Linked DNA regions of Mus musculus: region 1 is linked to region 2. Evidence: chromatin loops called from intact Hi-C (ENCODE). Cell type or tissue: heart. All regions are shown on one strand. Each heading gives the region's core, and the rest is flanking DNA. Links, peaks and the distances in the headings are about the cores only. Region 1 overlaps Tmcc3 (transmembrane and coiled coil domains 3). Region 2 overlaps Gm32898 (a long non-coding RNA gene).

Region 1 (10,867 bases), core at 2,824-6,823, 52 kb after region 2:
GAAGAACTTAAAAATTTTAGAAAATAAAGTGACATTAAAATAAGTTTACTACTGAAGAAAAATATTTTTTGTACATAAATTTTGTGGTGCCTACAAGTCCAATTTTTACAAAATTACATTGATAGGACTAGGTGTGATGCCCTAGGCTTTTACAGTCCCTCACCGGCATCTCACTGACTCCTGCAGGGCAGCTTCCAGTCCCAGAAGTGCCCTAGATGCTGCACCATTAAAATTAAATAAATATACAATGAAATAAATAAATAAATAAATAAATAAATAAATAAAGTTAGTTTTGGTATTTTTATTGTGCCTTTTCCATGTTTAGAAACACACACACAAACACAGCTATGTTACAACTGCTCACAGTGTGTAGCACAGTGCTCCATATGAGGGTTTGTGTGTGGGAGCGTGGCAGGCTGTACTCCGAAGCCTAGCCATGTAGTACGCTGGACTGCCTAGGCTTGTGTAAGTGTACTTCACGATGTTTGCAAAATGGCAACATCACCTAGTGAAAGATTTCTCAGAACCTGTCTCCTCAAGTCATCTCTGGTATGGTGACACATGGTAGTGTCATACATCCTGGGATGGCTAGAGAGAGAGAGAGAGAGAGAGAGAGAGAGAGAGAGAGAGACTGCTTACATAGAGCTCATATGACTTTTCAGGGGCTGAGCTGCTGTGTTTGTGAGTCCTAGTCTTTAATGTTTTACCTGGACTTTTAAAAATGGTTTCTGTAACAATAACTACAAACAAACAAACAAAACAAAAAGCAATAAAGCCATGTCCTGAAGGTTGGGACCACATTCTCAGAAGCCAAAACAGAAGAGAACTTGGTTCGTTAAAATACACTCTGGTAGCTCTAGGCCTCTGAAACGAAGCAACGCTAGAATCAGATTAAGATAAATTGGAACTGTTTACATCTAAGTTATTCTTAAAATATTAAAAAACGGGCACTTGAACACGCCCACGCCTTCTTAGAGAGATTCAGAAACCCAACTGCCCAGGTAGGAGAATACATTAAAAACGTTCACAATAGCATCGGTCACAGAGCAAGTCACAGGAAAACCACGAAACGACGCGTAGATAATCCAAAGGCCTTGGGCAAAGCGAGTGCATGCCCGCGTGCACACACACACACACACACACACACACACACACAGACACACACACACACACAATCTACACAGATGCATTTGCACAGCGGATGACTTGAACTCGTTGAGTGAGTGTAAACTGAAGCAGATTACGGAACACACCCAGGTACTTGCTAAGCCGAGACTTGAACACCATCAGTTTGAGACCCTAGCCATCTCTCGTAAAATCCTTCCTCCAAAAACCAAAGAAGTAAACAAACAAACAACACTCGCCCCACCCACAAAAATGAGATCATATTCAGAATGAAGCTCACAGAGGTCAGATGCCAGCTCCCCTTAGTATAAACACTTGGGTGGTAAAAACTAATGAGATAGCCTGAGCTAATGATTAACATAAATCTTAACGACAGAGCTGGCATCTTAGGGTTGGGAAGGCTATGAAAGGATACCCCGTAAAGGAAAGAGGTCACAGGTCATGTCTGATAACTGGCATTGGCTCTCAGGCATTCCACTTCCTCTTTCCTTAGGGCCCCATCTCTTCTGCGTACTATGTGATACTTTAGGGCCATTTCTAAAAGTACAAACTATGGAATAAAGTACTAAACTACATGTGTCTGAAGTAAGAGAACAAATGGCATCTTTTCCAATCCCGATGCTCTGTCCCCACCATTTTATTTGAAAGAAGTTTTGGAGACAGGGTCTTCATTATGCAGACCTGATGGCCTAGAGCTCGCTTTGTAAACCAGGCTGGTCTTGAACCCACAGACATCTGCCTGTTTTTGCCTCAGAGTGCAGGAATTAAAGGCATGCTACCAGACACACCCCTTAACATTTAAAAAAATGACAAGGAAAAACTGTTTTCAATGTGTCTCCCATTGTGTGACATAAGGCATTTTCATACATGTATCACTTGCTGAGCATGGTCCCCCACACCTCCTACTTTGTTCCTGGTTTGGCTTCTACTTCTGTGGCATGCATACATACACACACATACATACATGGTTTATATATATCTATATAGAACCTAGGAACTACCAGGAAGGAAGACACATAATAGCAGCCTTTCTAAGATGGGTTTAACTCAATATGATTATCTCCAGCATAACTTAACCTTTGTATACTATTAAAATTTAAATTATGACCTGGATTTAAAGGGCCCTAGGCCACCCCAGCATTTGGTCCTGTCTTTCTGACCCATCATTGTCCTTACTAGGTCACATCCAGGGAAGTGAAGGATACAGTCAGGAGAAAGTCCCTGGCCATGGTGAAGGCTAAGCCCCTGATAGGGGCTGCATAGGTGGAAGGGGTGCCAACATGGATACAGGATCTCCAGAAAGGCCTGTTCTCCAATCAATGGCTTGACAGAATACTTCCTATCTTTGTGCACAGCCTGGCAGGAAGGGGCGGGTGGGGATGGTGACTGAAACTGGTTTACAGGCAGTATGACCTGGGGAGCACTTTCTCTTTCATTCCAACTGGCCCCGTGCACGCCACGCTGCTCTGTTAACTGCCGATCACAATGCTGAGGCTATGGGATACTTTGTTGCTTGCTGGAACAATTAGGCACTCTGGTTTTTCTTCTTAAATAACAGAAAGTTAAAGGTCTGAGATTTAAGGGTTGAGATTTCTAACTGGTTACTTCCTCTCACAACCAGTTATTGTGGTTTCTGAAAACCAGAGAACAGCTTCCAAGAACACACCCTGTCTTTAAAGGCATCCTAGACAAAACTTTGATGAAGAATCAGCTTGGGGGAAAAAAAGACCTCAGTTAAATGTATTGAGCGGTGGTGGCGCACTGAGGAGGCAGAGGCAGGCTCTGTGTTCAAAGTCAGCCTGGGTTACACAAAGAAACCCGGTCTTCAAAAACTAGATAGATAGATAGATAGATAGATAGATAGATAGATAGATAGACTGATAGACTGATAGATTGATAGATATTTAAAGAATGAAAAGAAGATCACTATTTAAATTCTTCCATAATACATGTGCACACACACACACACACACACACACACACACACACACGGTCACATGAATACTGGTTTCCTGTGACCTCATCAGCTCCAGGATAGGATGCACAGGTACAAGATTTTTCACCTCTGCTGAAACCACCACGTCCGTGTCCCATCCACAAGTCCCAGGATGGGTAGAGGAATCCCAATTCAAAGTACGCAGCACTCCCCCTAGACTGCCCCCATCCCCACCCACAGGGTGGCATACGCCACACCCTTCTTGCCTGTGGTAGCTTAAGGTGTCACAGAGGCAGTTATATAGAAGCTCCGGTTTCCAGGGCAAGTGGAATGAGGGATGACCACTGTGGGAAGATGGAATGTTAATGGAGGAAGTTAGATGCCAGCTCAGGACTTGTTAGACCCACAGGCGAGGGGGACCTGGGGAAGAACTGGTCTTTTTAAAATTGGAGCCCCAGCACTCTGCCCTGCCTGGCGTCTGTTGCTCTGCTCTCCTGAACTATTCTTACTGGGGTTGCACTTCCTGGAAGAATGAGCAGTGAAGGAATTTGGCAACTCCCTAGGAATTTTGGAATTTAAATATTTAGAAATCCACTTGGGAAATTAGAGAGGGATTTGCAAAAGAGCACAAAGACAACTTAGTAAAGACAAAAATAATTTGTATTTCTTTCAAGCATCTTGCAGGTTATTAATTACAAAAGGCCTGACAATACCTATGTCCATGCTAGGGCTGAAGCTGGAGAGACAATAAAGAGACTTACCAAACGCCACAGGACAAACCCGAACAACAAAACCGCCGAGGCTCTCTCACCTGTCTGCCCAAGGCAGCCAACTGTGCACAGGCAGGCTGACACTCTTCCCTGTGCCTGCTGGTGGTGACTCACGCTGGACTTTGAAGATCGACACACGCTATCTCTGGATATTCCTGTGCTGGTCTCGGGGGAAACTCCACGCCCTGTACTGTGCCCAGAACAACTGTCAGCAATAATATGGTGTATTCAGCACCCTGCTGTACAAATGGGCTCTTTGTGCTGATGGCTAAGCAAGAGCCTCCCTGTCTCTGCAGGGAGGCCCACCAGGGCAGAGGCCTGCTATCCTGTAACCCTGGGAGTGCAGGACAATTCACATTTAGCCTGGTTGGTGCTCCTGAGTACCTATAGGAAAAGGGCTCGACAGAACAAATCCAGGATGGCGGGGCAAATGCAAAGCAGTAGGATGGGACATACACACACACACACACACACACACACACACACACACACACACACACAAATGCATGCATGCATGCACATACAAGGCACACACACATGCAACATACATACACATGCACTCCAATGCACACATGCGTATCCACATGCACACACATTCACTGGTACATATATACATACACGCACACATGCATACACACATTCACACATAATGCATACATACATGCACATACAAGACACGCACACATGCGACATACACGCATATGCACACACATGCACACAAACACACTCGTACATACATACACACACATGCATACACACACAACCAGCTGTAAAGCAGACACTCAGTGAACAGGGAGGGAAGTGGAAGTGGTTTGCAGGCCACATGCAGGGTCAGGAGACCCTCTCCTCTGTTGATTCTTTCCCAAGACAGATGCTCTGGGTGCCTTGAGTGTCAGGCACAGCTGGAGAGGCAAAGCCCTCTTCTTGTCTAATGGCCACAGAGGAAGAAACAATGACAGTCACTGATAACTGAAAGGACTTGGTACAGAGGGAGCACCAGGGAAGTGCTGCCAAGTGGGAGGGGCTGGCTTTTTTTTTCCTCTAAAGCAGAGAGACAAGTTTGTTTGTCCAAAGTTGCTTTGGGTTAGCACATAGAGAAATGTAAGTTTTGAGAAATATGGTACAAGGAACAGAGACGCCCTAGGGATCAGACCCTGACTGCCCCACTTAAGCTGAGTTCATCTGCCAGGCCCTTGGCAACCTGGAACTGGAGGAGGGATCAGGATGGAAAGAAGGGATTCAAGACTGCATTAGCACAGTAAATCAGAGGCCAGAGCCAATATTAGCATAGCAAATCAGAGGCCAGAGGCTGCATTAGCATAGCAAATCAGAGGCCAGTGGCTGCATTAGCATAGCAAATCAGAGGCCAAAGGTAGTAAAAGCTAGAGAATAGTATCCTAGCTCCAGGTCATCAGAGGACAGAGTGTACATTAGCGAGGCCGAGGCAGCACAGTGCCATCCACACAATAGGCAAGAGATGTGCGGGCTAGGGGACTCAGCTTCAGACACTTCAGAGGTTCCCTGGACACTCAAGCACAGGTGTCATGGTGTTTGCTCTGGACAGCAAGCCCGAAGAACCCTGTACTCTTAAGTACGGGCATGGATTTCAAGGGTCTGGCAGACCTGCTGGAGCCCCAGCTCTGCCTCTTGGTAACTGTGTGACCCTGGGCAAGTAAATTAACCTTTCTGAGACTCTGCTTTTAGCTAAGGAAATTTCTCTTGAGATTTAACAAGCTCTGAAAAGGCCCTAATATCACAGCAGACAGGAGATGGTTCGTATTTTCCTCCTGCCCTTTCGAGATTATATAGCGCTTCGTTTTATAATTTAACACACGCAAGCAGATCACTGGCTTTCTTGCTGTCAGTCACCCGTCCTTAAATCCCTTCTGACCTTCCTTGTATGCACGTATTCTCAAATATTTGAATTGACACAAAGTCATATGAAAAGCTCGGACCAGGATGGTCCAGGGGAACCGGAAGTTTCCTGCCCTTAAGGTTAAATTACGGATGCCAAGATCCCAAAATTGCTGGATGGTTTCAGAGTTATTGCTTTAACTGTTTGGGGGCGGGGAGAAAGGGACAATGGGGTTTAGGAAAAAAAAAGAGAGAATTTTGTCAGTATAATAAAACCTAGCCTGTGCATATCTACACTGTAATGTTTGGGAAGAAGTGTGCCCACTGGAGCTAATATTGTATGGTCTCTCCATCTCAGTTTAAAGCAGGGTCTAAGAAGTGTTAAATAATAAATGCTGCCAAATGGGCCTCACCTCAAACGAAATGTCAAGTCAATAGAATGCTCTATAAAGAAACGCCTGCTTTTTGGAAGGGGTTGGGCTCATCTGCTTATTTTGTCTTAATACTTCAACACTTTTAAAACTATAGATGGCTCCAGACCTGACGTAGGAGGGTCGACTTAAATTTTTTTAAACTTTGTGATAGTATGAAAGTAATGTATGCCCCGTCGAAGCCATGTCTCAGATTTCAGATCTTTCCCTGGGCGAGTAACATGGGGCTTGAAGTGCCCTGGGGATGGCAGGCGATGGCAGAGAGGTGGCACTCCCTCAGCCAAGTCCTCAGAGGAAGGCAAGTAAGCCAGAGTGCTTCTCTGCAGTGGACTGTGTTGCACCACACAGGTCAGACGCATTAAACCCAGTTTTCAATGCAGGGGTTCTTTAAACTCAAGGTTATCGGGATGAAAGCCGATCGTCTCTGTTTGCTAAAACTGTGAAGCTCTACTGTCCACTAGCGGTCCACACACAGTTCCACAAAAAAAAAAAAAAAAAAGGAGGCTCAGGATCTATGACCTCTGTGACCTCAAGCCCTCTGCAAATTCATTTAGCTACCTGCTGCTGGGCTCTTCATCCTCTTCTCCCTCAGAACACTGTAGGCATACTGTACCTGTTTTATTTTTATTTTTATTTTTTTTATTCTTACCAATAGCTCACTTCATTCTTTTTTAGTCAAGGGTCTCTTCTGATGAAGCCCCGGGTTCTGCGTACACAGACAGGCCATGACAGCAGTCAAGCGGTGGGTGGGGTGGGGACAGTCTGCAGGTAAAAGATGCTCCTAGCAAGCTGGCACCAGCTTTGGGAGGACAAAGATTTGTACCTATCCTTGGCCTATAAACACTTTTACTTTAGCAATTTATCTATCGATGGGGGCAGGTGGGGGTGGGCAAGCAAGTGGGGGAGGATGCTGAAGCTGTAACTGGGTAGCTCAGCACTTTTCTAACGCTCCTGAAAAAGGTACAGAGATGTAAAATATAGCATTATAAATCCAAACAAATACAGGGGGGAAGCAAATAATGAGCCACGACGTCCTGGAAAAGACTTGAATAGTGACATCCTGCCTAGGAAGAGGTTGAATAGTGCTCATGTCAACGGAGAAGTGGTCAGTGCGCATGTCAGTGGGAGAAGTGGTCCAAGAATAGCCGGATGGGGCTGGAGAGATGGCTTCTGAGTTCAGTTCCCAGCAACCACATGGTGGCTCATAACCACCTGTAATAGGGATCCAATGCCCTCTTCTGGTGTCTGGAGACAGCGACAATGCACTCACATGAAATAAATAAACCTTTTTGGGCAGAGAGTATGCTGCATAGTGAATATAACTCGATACCCCAGGTCTGGGGGACATAAGGCCAGAACAGAGAGTCTGGTTTTCCCCTGAAGAAATATACATAGTACTCCGGGTTGTGTACTTGGTACTATGGGTTTTATTCTTTCCAATAAGTTTACGCTTAAGAATGCTTTTAGCTTTATTTTATTTTTATTTTACATCTATGGGTGGTTTTGCTTGCATATATGTGCCTGTGCACCACTTGCATGTAGTGCCCATGGAGGCCAGGAGAAGGCATTGGACCCTCTGGATCTGGTGTTACAGATGACGGTGGGTCACCATGTAGGCGCTGGGAACCGAACCAGGTCCTCTGGAAGAGCAAAAAGTGCTCTTAACCTCTGAGCCATCTCTCCAGCCCCCGAACATACACTTTTTACATTAAGCTTGCTAGGAAAAAGATGAGCCTTTTTCACAATTGCTTCTTCAGATAATACACTGAGAACCTCACTTACTGATGTCATTTAACCTTTCTTCCACAGGGAACGCAAAACCTAGCCACAAGCAGAGAGCACAGAGGAGACACACATTGAACCCTGTTTGCTTTAGCAGTTAATGATTTAACCAGTAAACTCAGGTTCTCCAGCGATCCAGCCGGCTGCTCTCTAAGGCCCTGGCTCTGGTTGTGTGCACGTCCATTATCTAAGTGACCCCATGTGGTCATCTCCTTTATGCTACACGTGTGCGCCTGAACTTGAAGTTAGTTGTACTCAGGAGGGCTGGTTGGGGTCTGGTTTCTTATAGCTTTAGTTTTAAATCTTCAAAAGAACATGGGTTTTCCTTGTAAAAATGCTTCATATTAAAAAGAATAACCAGGGCTCTGCGTGACGGGGAATCTTTAGGGCTCAGATCCACTCTTTTCAAACAACCTCCCTAGGTAATTCCGATGTCTCTGCCACTGCCTCCTGCCCACTGGAATTAAGTCCTTAGTGAACACTTCTATCTGAGGGGACAACACTGCAGAGAGCCAAGAGTCTAGGAACGAATGTGTAAGTGTTCAGAGCTACCCTGCCCCGGGATGTGAGCCACTGAGAACGAACAAACCCAACTGGCCTCTCATCACTTCGGCCCCTTCTGGTTCCTTAGAGATGTGGGGGGCAGGCAGGGAAGACAGCTATGTTTGAGCCGAGAAGGGAGCTGGGAAAGTGGGGCCCTGTTTTTGAGCCTGGCCACCATTGCCTAATCCTGATCAATGGGAATCTATACCCGACAGCTTCCCTTCTCCCTCCAGTTTTGATTCCAACTAGTTTGCCATCAGTGAGCCAGGTAAGCGGTATTTCCAGAACAACTACTCATGAGATCACCTGGGGCCTCTAACCCTCCTTGCCCCACCCGAGACAGTGAATCAGAATTTCTAGGAGGTTCCGTGTCCTGGGCTGGAGCCCAGGCTGTAATATTATACACAGGGAAGTCTGAGAAGCATCTGTTCAGGTCGAGCTCATTGTGAAGAACGGAACCAGGGCTGACTGAGTGACATAATTTCCCCAAGGTCTGATTAACTATGGCTCGGGGGCCCAGAACGTGGTGAGCTCATTCTTTGCTCACAGACCAATACTGCCTGCTATGTTTAATCATCAGAGTCCAAGTATCTGCGAAGTTTCTGATTCACCGTGAGGCAGCTGTGGGTACGTGACTAACAAAGTCTGAGTTCCGGATGCAGGTCAGAACGTGCCACCCACCGGCTTAGAGGATGACAGACAGGGTGACCTGTCTGATTTGACCGGCCCCTCGGTTTCTTTCACTTTCAGTATCAGAATGAGGGGAAAGGCCTGACTGATTACCCTTGAGAAAGAAAGCAACAAGAAGGCAGGAGCGCAGGCTGATTCAACCACCTCACCGTTGTTTCCTCAGCTCCTGTTAGCACTTTGAGCCAAACAGCTCTGGTCCTGGCAACTGCCAGCCTCTTGTGGTCGTGGTCGGGAGAGAAAGGATGGCAAGCCCTGCTACAGACGCTCCGCTTGTAGACCAGAATCAGCTTTTCTAACTGAGAAACAAGGAGGAGAAGCACTCTGCTCCGCCCCACCCTCCCAGGACCCAGCTTGGAAAGCTCAGAGCAAGCTTTGACTCAGGGAAAGCTCGAGCTGGTTATAATTGCCTCTAATTGGCCCTCCCACACCATCGCACAGTTTACAGCTGTAATGAGTTCCAAAAAGGGATGCCATATATTCTCCTCCTACCTTAAAAACCAGAATCCTTTCCTGCCTAGGTTCTTCACATAACTGCTTGGATTTTTCCTAATACATCAAAAGATATTAAAAGCAAGATCAGTGAATGAATGAAAAGCAAACATGTAAATGTGTTTTCAAAGAGAGAGCCCTGAACCCTGTGACCTCAGGGGCAACGCTGTGGGCCTCATATTGCTAACGGAGACCAAGGACAGCGAACGAGAAACCGATTGCATTCCAGGGCACACGGCCCTCAGAACACATGCATCTCTTCGGACATCTCCCATGTTCTGATTTTTATCTTTCTTGGCATGCTCGGGCTCTCTTTTAATAAAGTCACAACCTCTGTTGCCATGGAACCCAATCAGACATGAAGCCTGTTACTAGGACTTCCCTGCAGGGCAAGAAAAAAAAAACAAAAAAAACAAAAAACAAACAAAAAAAAAACCCAAAAGACTCCAGTGACAAAAAGACCAACATTTTCTTAAAAATCAAAAACCAAAAAAACCCAAAAATCAAAAATCAAAGCAATGAGCCTTTGGAAAGCGTCTGACACCTTTGTGTCGACTAACACTTAAGTTTCACATAGGATAGTTTGAACTCTTAAGCCAAAGCGTGTCAACATTTTATTCACACAAAAAAAAATTAAGCTGGGACTTTACAAAGATATTTGTTTCCAAATAAATACCTGGCAAAGAGGATAAAACTACAGGATTCTCCCATTTTCCCCGCTTTTAGGTGAGCTTGCTCAAGACTGAATAGCTGTTTGGCAAACACGTGTCAGTCAGCAGCTACCAAATTGCAGTATCCATTTCTACCAGCACTAAGGTTTTTTTTTGCCAAGAGCTCGTTATTTCTCTGCAAAGAGAAGATATCTAAACAACACAATGAATCCTCTGCTCTGCCATTATCTGGGAAAAAAAATATATCTGATGCTAACAACAAAGCTATATATGGAAAGGGAGTTAACGTCAGCTGAGTGTCTGTCCTGAGCCCGGCACTTCGCATCTCACCGTGTGACTGACGGAGTTACTACCACCAAGGTTCCGACAGCCTTGAGTAGCTTGATCAAGCTGCCACGCGACAACTGTGCCTGACTCCCAAAGCTAGAGTTATTCATTCATTCTGCCTAGCTTTTATTCTGGCTCTGGGTGCCAAGCATTTGTTCAGCCACTTGTTCTTGATGAGGGAATTCACAGCTTTGGGCAGCCTGTCTCAGAAGAGGGCATGGATTCTATTTTGGCTTCCAGCTGGCTACA
Region 2 (10,867 bases), core at 4,553-8,552:
GCCATAAGACACCAGTTAACTAACTGACTCTGGATGCCAAAGTTTTTAAGTTCAGACTCCATTTTAGAGAGCCTGGCCTAAGTTTGAACTCCACTGGTCTCCAAGTTGCCCCCGCAACAAAACCTGGGCCTAGCTTCAGTCTCTAGGCTAATCCCCAACAAGACCAGCGTTTCCAGGTTACACTTTCAACAAGACCAGTATCTCCAGGTTGTTCCCTCAACAAACCTGCATGCCCAGGTTACAAGTCCACTCCTTGCCTAACGATCACCAATGCAGAGGGGAACAGAAGTTAAGTTTATGATATGACTCCCAGCACCAGCCAATTATGTTAAAGGCCACAGGAGCTTTCCAATTTGATGCTTGCACACATCTTCCCTGCTTGTGTTTACTATAAAGCCTTGCCCCGATAGACATTTGGGGCTTCCCCACCACCAGAACTGCCATGCGTGTCGGTAGTGAGCTGAGGGGCCTGAGCTAGCTTGAATAGAGTAAAGACCCTGCTGTAAGTTGCATCCAATCATCTCCTGTCTGTTTTTTGGGGGGGATTACTAATATTTCCCTGGCACAACACCTCCAGGAGAGAAAGAAGGACCCTCGTCCCCGAGCCTCATGCATGGTCTTTATATTTTACTTGTGAGCTAGCATTTAACCATCTATTCTCTGAGTCCTGCTTACATTCTAACTCTCACTCTCAGGGTCAAAGCAGTGCGTACTGGGGAAACTGGACATCTGTTCCCCTTATCCACCCCACAGAGCCCTTCCTCCCTCATCGTTACTCAAAACAAGCAACGAAGCTACAGGGACCTGTGAGAGAAAGGTATTTTTGACTTGGAGGTGTTTGGGGGTGACCATTCTAAAATTCCTCCCGAAAAATTATTGGAAGCACCGATTTATATCACAAAACAAAGATGTTGGGGATGTAGCTTAGTGGTAAGAACTTGCTTAATATGCCCCAGTATAATAATAATAATAATAGCAGTCATAATGATGATGATAATAACAATAACAGTAATAATCCAAAAAAGATAAATGAAGATGGATCTTGTTCAAACAGATGGGCATAATATCAGTTGAACATGTCATAGGGAACAAAAACAAAAATGCTAAATAATTAATAATTTGTCTTTCCCACTAAAATATGTCCCTTGCACTAAAATAGCTGCCTTGAGGTTGACACATCAACATGTCATAGATTTGTTCCGACTGTTTTCTCCTTCATCCCTTCGGTAGCAGATGTTTTGTGATGCAATTAGCCAGGGCTTATGTAGGACAGACATTTCTGTGACCTCATCATGGCACTGGCAGGTGATTGGCAGCACTGATTCAGCTGCTCTATGGGGCTGATAGGCAAGTGGCTTCTGTCGGTCTTCCCACTGCCATCCCCAGAACATGGGTTTTATTATTTTAGCCGTGACAGCTGTTATCTTTCGGTGGCAACGTGGCTAGCATGGTGGCAGGCATTATACTCACACAGGAAGAGGACCAGAACAGACAGGCACTGGTTTGGAACCACTCAAGAGAGAGTGGAAACAGGGCAAACATAGTGTGGCCAAGATGGCGAGTGGCAGTTCTGAGATGTAATTGGGAGGTAGTACTGACTGGGTCTGAGGTGGGCAATGGTGAGGGCTCCAGCTTCCAGTCTGGATAGGTGGAGGTATACGAAAACACCAGAGGTAAGGGGAAAGACTTTGATGTTTTCAGCCTAAGGCTATGCATGGCAGAGATGTTATACAGAAATTAGAAGTATGGAGTTGAGTAACTGCACACCACTTTAATCCCCAAATTCAGTAAGCAGAGGCAGGGGCATCTCTGTGAGTTCCAGGCTGGGAACCAGTCAGCCTGGTCTACACATTGAGTTCCAGGATAGCCGGGGCTACATTGACCCTGGAGAAAAGAGATGAGTGCTAATGATGAATTTATGTTTGGGTATCTGTCACACAGGCTGCTGCCGAATGCAAGGAGAGCTGGTGTAGAAAGCATATGCGGGGGTGGGGGCGGGGGTAGGGTGGGGGCTGGAGGGGCAGCTCACTTTGAAAAGGACGCTTCATGCAAGCAGGAGGACCTGAGTTTGGATCCCCAGAACCCACCCAGAAGCTGGACATGGCATCACACTTCTGTGACCCCAATGCAGGGACAGAGAGCCCTGGAGCCCAGGGGATGGCCAGTCTAGCCCAATTGCCCCAGCTTCAGTGAGGGAACTTGTCTCAAAAATAAAAATAAGTCAGTAAGTACGTGGGAGGCAGAGGCAGACAGATCTCTAAGTTCGAGGCTAGTCTGATCTATGAAGTGAGTTCCAGGACAGCCAGGGCTACATAGAGAAACCCTGTCTCAAAAAAAATCATGATGATGATGATGGTGGTGGTGGTGGTGGTGATGACAAAGATGATGGAGGGAAAGGAGGAGGAGGAGAAGAAGATAAAGATGGAGAATGATATCTAATATTTATCTCTGGCATCTCCTCTCTCTCTCTCTCTCTCTCTCTCTCTCTCTCTCTCTCTCTCTCTCACACACACACACACACACACACACACACACACACACACACACACACTGTAATGGAGTTGAGAGAGTCACAGAACCCTGAAGAGGGATGGAGAGGTAGGAGACCCAGAAAGGAAGCTCCCTGTGAGGGGACAAACAAGATCTCAAGGGGCAAGAAGAAGCCAGCAGCATCAACTGATTTAGAAATCAAAGTACATAGTTTGTGAAACACCGTACCCACTCAAGCAGTGAGGTGACTGATGATCTCATTGGGATCAGTTCATGGGTGGAGACACCATTTTAGTTTATAGTGGCTCGAAGTGTCTTAGGAAATAAGGAAGTGAAAATGTTCTAGAGATGTGTTGCAGGGCGGGGTGCTTATGTGACCCAGCTCTGGTCCAAGGTCACAGGTTGGTTTTGGGGAGGGACTTCCTTCTCTCTCTGTAATAAGTACAGAGAGAGCAGCAGCTGCAATTATGTGTTTGGGTGAGCTAGGATGCACAACCTAGATCTGGGGTGACCATCTCGTAGCCAGGCTGGGCAAACATTGCCATGGCGTGGCCAGGTTGGGAAACACTGCTGCTATGAGGCCAGTGGAGAAAAGGATGGATACAGATGAGCTTGGCCCTCGCCTCAGTGAAATAGGGCTTCACCAGGTCTGAAGGTTCAACGTGGGGAGAAGCACAGATCCCCACGCTTACTCCATGTTGACTCTAAGAGGAACGGCTGTACTGACAACAGCTCACAAGCTGTCCACAGTCAACCTGCTGCTGCTGTCTCTCTCATCCCTGGGAACTCCCCAGGACATAAAACACACCTGGACAAAAACTCTGCCAGATCCATGACTTCATCTTGGGAAACAGGCTGAGATCACTTTTGGTAGTAAACACAGACACAGTTCTTGGAGTTTAAAATGGCCAAGCCTTGAGGGCGTGATGGTCCAAGCTTTCGATCCCAGCATTTTAGAGAGTGAGCAGTGTGAGTTTGAGGCCAACCTGGTCTACAGAGTAGGTTCCAGGCCAACCAGAACCACATAATGGGACTCTGTCTCAATAAAATAAAATAGCCCAAGGTGAATAAAACAAACAAACAAACAAGCAAACAGACAAACCCAGAAAACCCATGGACCTGATATTGCATCTAATCTCCCAACTACCACCAGGTCTATGTCCAGCTCACGGATGAGGTAGAGGGACCAATGGCTGACTTCTCAGCTTGGCAGCATGTTCTTCTCTTCTTGCTTTCCAATTCTTCCCTGATGAGTCTGCTTGGTCGGGGATTTGGGGTGGTAAAGGACAAGCAATGGGCTAACATGGGAACTCCTGTTGCTGGCCTCAGCTTACTAATCTCCACAGACAAAAGAGCTGGCTTCTCACGGTGCCCCTGGGAGACTCCTATTCCACTGTCACTTTAGGAGATTCTTCCTTGCAGTCTTTTGACTGGGTTAAGGTGTTACACATATCCTGGGGGCTCATCCCTAAGCCTCATGGAGATGCCCTGTCCTTTGGCTTCCTGCTACTGGGATCCCCCTACCCTACCCTCATATACCCATTGAGTGTACATCCCAACTCAACCCCCAAGACGTTTCTCCTATGTGGTCCACATCTGTCCAGAAGAAAACACTAGACATTCCAGAGACTGTCCCACACACCTTCTTTCTGCCAGGTCCATGATTGTACAAGTGGCTTGAATTCTCACCTGCTAGTCCAGGGACCCAGACAAAATACTGATTTGGTCCCGACAGGGGTGGGGGTGGGGGGACTAGGGCAGCAGGTGCCAGCCAACTTGGCAGAAATCCAAAGGAAAAACAAATTCAAAAATCTTCTCCTTCTTTCCTGTCTCTTGATTCTTTCTTGATCCCGACGAGAATGAGGGGGTTCTAGGACCGAGCTGAGGGCCTCAGTCACACTGTCTAGACTCAGGTTCAGCACCCTCGTTTAGCCACCCCTTCCCTGAGTATTTCTTAGTGGACAAAGCAAACCACAACTGTTTCAGCCAATTACACACAACTGAAGATGTGTTGACCCGATTTACCAGCCAAGTAAGGTGGCTGACCTGCTTCACTACACTGAACGGCTTCTGGAGCCCCCTTGGCATGGTAAGGCTAAGGTTGCTCATTTATAATAGTAAATATGGCAGTCAGCCAACAACAGACTATATAGATTAAACACATACATGATGGGAAGCAATAAAATCACTTAAAAATGACACCATGGAAGGACCTAAGTATAGAAATAGGCAGAAAGCTTATCAGTTTTAAAACAAAGCAATGCATATAGAAAATAAACAAGACAGATGAAAGTCTAGCCATACAGAGAACATACATAACGCACACGCATAGGAGCTAGCATGGCAGGCACAGGTGTAGTGTCTGAGAATGGGTGGGAGGAAATGTGACCTCTGAACATTTCAACCTCAGCTGCGTAGTCCTCTTGCAGCAGAAGAAACCAGCAGCTTTTCCTAGTACTGCTTTGTGTGCTTTGTTTTGTAGGGAAAGTGACAGTGATGGTTTGCTCTAGGGGAAAGACTGGTTCTTTTCTGGTCTGTATTTCCCAGTGTCTCCTAGTCATTTTCTATGGCTTCTAGGAGAAACATGCATAGAGATCTTGCTTTTCCTGTTCCTATTGCCTTCCTATCCCATCCTGAACCATATAGTTCTAAGTTGGTTAGCAGAGGGGCAGAGCCAGGCATGGGGCTGTGGAGAAAGAGTTGGTAGCCTAGAGTGTAGAGCAGGGCTTGAGGATGGCAGTTAAGCAGTGGGGGGGGGGGGGGGGGGGGAAGAAGTGAGCAAGGAGAAGTGTTTCATGGAATGAAAGAAATGAGAGGTCCTAGGCACATAAAACAGGGCAACCTGCCAAGGGTTTTAGAGGCCCCAGCGGGATGAGGCAGGTGACCCAACACATCAGCAGTCCAGCATGGCATGCGAGTAACCAAACACTGTGTACTCAAGGCAACAGAGGTGAGCTGTTACTTGTATACAGAGGGTTGGTCAGGTGAGTGAGAGCAGACAATTTGACTTCTGAGGTTCTACTTAAAGTTTGTCAACTCTGAATTGGCATGGAAGCAACATGCCTGCGAACTCCATGTTCTGAGCATGGATCTTTTCCTGGTCTCAGGATATGTTAAGGCTGATGTTTGCTAGGTGAGGGATATTAAATGCATTTCAGCTTAGGATATTTTCTATTCAGCGATGGGTTTAATACAATGGAACTCCTCCCATGGAAGCCAGGAAACATCAAAAGTTATCCTTCACTGAAAGTGGAAGCTGGTGGTTTCCTTGTTGGAGGCAAGAGTTTCAAGTCCAGAAAGGAGGGAAGCTGGGATAAATTTAGCCATGCTGGTTGATGTCAGAGGTGTGCACCCTTGATTGCCGACATATAATCAGATGCAGAAATAAGTGTGGGTTTAAGTGCGCATCTGTGTGAAATTATACACAAACAAGTATAGATATTCTCAGTCATTTCCGGCTGCTATGACAAAAACTGCAGGTTATGTTGCTTGAGGGACAGCCATGTATTTCCTAAGCTCTGGAGGCTATGGGGTTAGACCAGGTTGTTAGCTAAGTTGGTCCATGCTGAGGGCCATTGCCTAGTTTGTGGATGCTTGTCTTCTTGCCGTGTTCTTAAATGGTACATACAAAAAGCAAGTTCTAACAGCTGTTCATATTGTTTTTAAGATTTAAAGGATGTTTAAATGTGTGTGTGTGTTTGTGAGTACGGACGCATATGGATATGGATATATGCATGTGTGCACATGCACACTTATAAGTACAGGTGTTGTGAGATCCAGAAGAGACTGGAAAATCTCCTGGCATTAGAATTACAGGCAGTTGTGAGTCATGCAGTATGGGTGCTAGACATTGACGCTGGTTCCTCCGCAAGAGCAGTCTCTGCCCTTAATCCCCAAATAATTTCTCCACCTTCACTTCTCTTCTTATAAGGCTATTCATGGAGATACCACCCCAATGGCCAAACCAACCATTAGTCACCTCCTCCAAGGCCCGGTCTCCAAGTATTCCATATAGTATATTCATTTTAGGGGGCCATGCAGCCCATTAAACGGATACATTTTTATATGTATCATTATACATTAGCACACATGCACACACCCATACAGACACTCCATGCATTCCCCGCTCTGTCTGCTAGGAGGATCTAGGGGTGTTGAGAATAAAGAGAAGACATAGCACCATATATTGTATTTTAAGTATTTTCTCTTTTTTTCTTTTATTTTATGTACCACCATTCAGACACACCAGAAGAGGGCACCAGACCCTATTACAGATGGTTAGGAGCCACTATGTGGTTGCTGGGATTGAACTCAGGACCTCTGGAAGAGCAGTCAGTGCTCTTAACCGCTGAGTCATCTCTCTAGCCCCCAGATATTGTCTTTTAAATACCGTTTCTCACTAAGGAGAATCTGAGATCCCTGCGAGAACATACAACTTAGGTCTAGGGAAAGGGAAGTGCACAAGCGTGGAGTACCTTGTGTCAAAAGTCAAGGTGATGGCTCAGGTGTAATGGCAACATGCCAGAAGGTCACTAAAGACTGTTGAGATGAGTCTGTGAGTCTGCCTCTATGTTGATCCAAATAAGTACATGAATAAACTTAAAGTATGAGGGGATATGCAGGTCCAGAGTCCCTTTTCTAAGGAACTTAGGGTCATGTAAGGTGGAATGGCTGAAGACTAAGGGTCTTCACTGAATGAGCGATGTAAGACCATCAGCAATGGAATAGACAGAAACCGCCTCATCAGAGAGGAAGCGATGAGAATGAGGAGTCACTTCCGCAATTCTGACCAAAGATAGACAACTTGCAGTGAGTCATGAGGAAATATCAGATCGAAGAACCTGATACAAAGGAAAAACTCTTTGAAAATGGATAGTCACAGCCATCAAGGAAAGAGTGGGGAACTGACCAGAGATAAGCGAGGATAGCTGTAACTCTGAGCAGCTTCCTTTTCCTGCAAAGGGTGTTAGGAAAATTTAAAAGGGATCTGGAGTCAGTTGGACATCTACTGTGTGTGTGTGTGTGTGTGTGTGTGTGTGTGTGTGTGAGAGAGAGAGAGAGAGAGAGAGAGAGAGAGAGAGAGAGAGAGAGAGAGAGAGAGAGAGAGAAAGAGAGAGTACAGAGGTCAGAAGAGGATGTTCAGTACCCTGTTCTATCAAATATCCATTTCATTCCTCTGAGACAGGGTCTCTCATGGACTTTGAGCTAGGCTAGCAGGAAGCAGCCTCAGCAATCATGTCTCCACTCCCATGATCCTGGGGTTACAGGTGCACCAAGCCTGTCCTTTTACACAGGTGCTGGGGATTTGAACTCACAGTCCTCATGCTTGCACGACACACACTCTTAGCCACTGAGCCATATCTCTGGGCCACAGAAGATGGTCTTTAGCTTTAAGAATTACACACAGAAGTAATGACTATACTGAGGTAATGAATTGTGCCAGTGTATAATCGCCTATAAATATCAGGTAGAATAACTGATTGGCAACTTACTCTCAAGCAATTGTTTGCATAAAATGAGCCCCCCCACCCCCAGCAGGATTTTTCTACAGATGGAAGGTTGGTTTACAACTTACTTGTCTTTGTTTCTTGACTACAGAAGTGTGCCCGGTGTTTCACTAAGTGGAAAATAGCAGAGGTGACAATGTTTTAGCCACAATCTATTTCAAAATAGATGAGGGAGCAGAATGTTCAGAGCACAAAGAAATGACAAGTGCTTGAGATATATACCATTCCCAATTGGTCATCACACAATGTGTGTGTGTGTGTGTGTGTGTGTGTGTGTGTGTGTATCATCACATCAAATCCCAGAAATGTGTCAGTCAAAAACAAAGTTTGGCAACCAATAACCAGCCCAACTTGAGACCCATCCCATGGGCAAGCATCAATCCCTGGCACTATTAATGATACTCTATTATGCTTGCAGACAGAAGCATGTTGTCCTCTGAGAGGCTCCACCCAGCAGCTGACTCAGACAGATGCAGGCACCCACAGCAAAACAATGGGGACTCTTATGGAAAAACAGGAGGAAGGATTGTGTGACCAGAAGGAGATAGGAAGACCAACAGAGTCAACTAACCTGGACCCTTGGGGTAGTCGGCCATCACTGGAAAGAGAGGCCCATTGGACACACAAACTTTATATGCCCCAGTACAGGGGAACGCCAGGGCCATAAAAGGGGAGTGGGTGGGTAGGGGAGAGGGGGTGGGTGGCTATGGGGGACTTTTGGTATAGCATTGCAAATGTAAATGAGCGAAATACCTAATAAAAAATGGAAAAAAAAAAAAAGAGTCTGAACCACCAACCAAAGAACAGACAGGAGCTGGACCAAGGCCTCCCCACTCATATGTAGAGGATGTATATAGCTTCTTCATGTGGGTCCTGAACATATCCCAAAGCTGTTGCGTGTACATGGGATATGTTCTTCTAGCTGGGTTCTTTGGCCTCAGTGGAAGAGGAAATAGCTAGCTTGTAGAGATTTGAAATGTCAGGATGTAGGCGGGGATACCCAGGGGGCCCCACCTGCTCAGAAAATAAGGGGAGGGGGAGGGATTGTGGGAGGGGGTGACAGTGATATAAAGTGAATACATTAAATAAATAAGTAAATGAATGAATGAATGAATGAATGAATGAATAAATACAATTAAAAAGAAAAAGAAAAAGAAAAAGGCAGAACCTCTGGGCTAGGTTCTGAGGTGTGTCTATTTTCACTGAGATGAGATTCTGGCTATGTTTTACTAGGCCTACTTTATGGCCCCAAATTTCCTCTAATTTGGGGCTGAGAGGAGGATGAGAAGGACCGGTGAGTGGGAGAGTCTGTGTCAGGGGAGTATAGCTGAGGTGGAGGAGTGCATCCCAGGGGGCTACACTGTAGTCAGGACCTTTCTCCCTCTGCACCAGGAGAGGTTTCTGGTTGGAGGCTGAGAAACACAATTCATCCTGGAGATTCCAAAACACCATCGGGTGTGGCAGGTGAAGGAATAGTTCAGGTTGCTCTGAGTCTGGATTTTAACCTGTGGGTCAAGATCCCTTTGGGAGTCAAACGACTCCTTCACAGCGGTCACATGTCAGATATCATGCATATTAGATATTTACGTTATGATTCATAATGGCAAAAAACTTACAGTTGTGGAGTAGCAAAGAAAATAATTTTATGGTTGGGGGGGAGTCACCACATCTCAAGGAACTATATTAAAGGGTCACAGCCTTAGGAAGGCCGAGAGCCACCGCACCAAGTGCTCACAATCTAGGGGAGAAGGAAGCAAGCATTCATGGGAAATTTACTTACATAGTAAATGGTTCATTACATGGATGGAGTGCTACCTACACATCTGGTACCTGTCCAGGTCCTGGGAAAAGCCACAGGTGAGTGAGCCGGGGCTCTGGCCACAAGGAGCTGGCTAGCTATTCCAGAAACAGACATAACACAGTCATTTCCAGGCTAGGGAGAGGGCTCAGCCAATGACGTTCTGGCCATGCAGATGTGCACACACAGACCTGAGTGAGGATCCGAGGTACCCATGTACATTCCAGTTGGCAGTGAAGCCCTTCAGCTGAAAGACGCTAGCAACGCAGCAGCAATGCAGATAGGGAAACCATGCCTGCCACCTCTGGCCTGAGGGATGCACTAGGGATGCACTAGGGGAGAGTTAGGGCACTGCTGAGGGCAGGGGAGAGGTTCAGTGGATTAAGGAATCCAGAGGTGGAGGGTAGACATTATTTCATTAATAAACTTGGTAATGAAGGGGAGGAGAGAAAAGGATTTGAGGGGGGGTTGGTGGGGGAGAAGGAATGGGAGGAGGGAAGGAAGAATAGGAGGAGGGGAAGGAGGAATGGGAGGAGGAGGAATGGGAGGAGGAAGGAGAGGAGGAAGAATGGGAGGAGGGGGAAGAGGAATGGGAGGAGGGGGAAGAGGAATGGGAGGAGGGGGAAGAGGAATGGGAGGAGGGGGAAGAGGAATGGGAGGAGGGGAGGAGGAATAGGAGGAAGACTGGGAGGAGGAATGAGAGGAGTGGGAGGAGAAATGGGAGGAAGGGAAGGAGTGGTGTTGAAATGAACTTCCGGGGGGGGGGGGGGCGTCTCCTTTTTTTTTTTTTTTCAGTTCAGTTCCCCATCTTGCCCCATAGAAATAGTTCCAGTTCAGAAACAGCCCAGCAGTCAGGGGCTCTGTATGGTATGATCTGGAGTGGTTCTGTTTGAAAAAGAGAAAGGGATGCTCCTTTCTGCTTGAAGAGCAGAGTGTGCCAATGGGCACCTGGCTCTGAGTCAGAGGTGAATAACCCCTCTGCAGGATGCTGGCTGCTCCCCCCACCCCAGTCCTGCCCCCACTTCCAGAACACAGACACAGCAGCCTCCCTGCTGGCTCTCCTGCAGCCCAA

The links. A loop is a pair of places that touch in the nucleus more often than their neighbours do. Peaks named below come from ENCODE experiments on the same cell type or tissue, not always from the same donor. Only the 100,000 strongest peaks of a DNase experiment are listed, where the experiment ranks them.
Region 1: it touches region 2 in a loop (2.7-fold over the local background); 1 of 42 quality-filtered maps calls a loop at or near these places.

Annotation. Positions count from the first base shown.
Region 1 is chr10:94,543,982-94,554,848 of GRCm38, reverse strand. All of the region lies in intron 1 of Tmcc3 (transmembrane and coiled coil domains 3), which reads right to left. Among named protein-coding and RNA genes, the nearest start is that of Gm40743, 35 kb to the right of the region's middle. In heart, for the core only: no CTCF peak of the experiment used is centred there; DNase peaks (open chromatin) are centred at 3,287, 4,068 and 4,918; H3K27ac peaks cover 864 bases.
Region 2 is chr10:94,597,638-94,608,504 of GRCm38, reverse strand. It overlaps Gm32898 (a long non-coding RNA gene), which reads left to right. Exons shown (of 5, transcript XR_001779842.1): 4 at 1-817; 5 at 8,416-8,455. Among named protein-coding and RNA genes, the nearest start is that of Mir7211, 17 kb to the right of the region's middle. In heart, for the core only: a CTCF peak has its summit at 6,741 (motif pointing right); no DNase peak of the experiment used is centred there.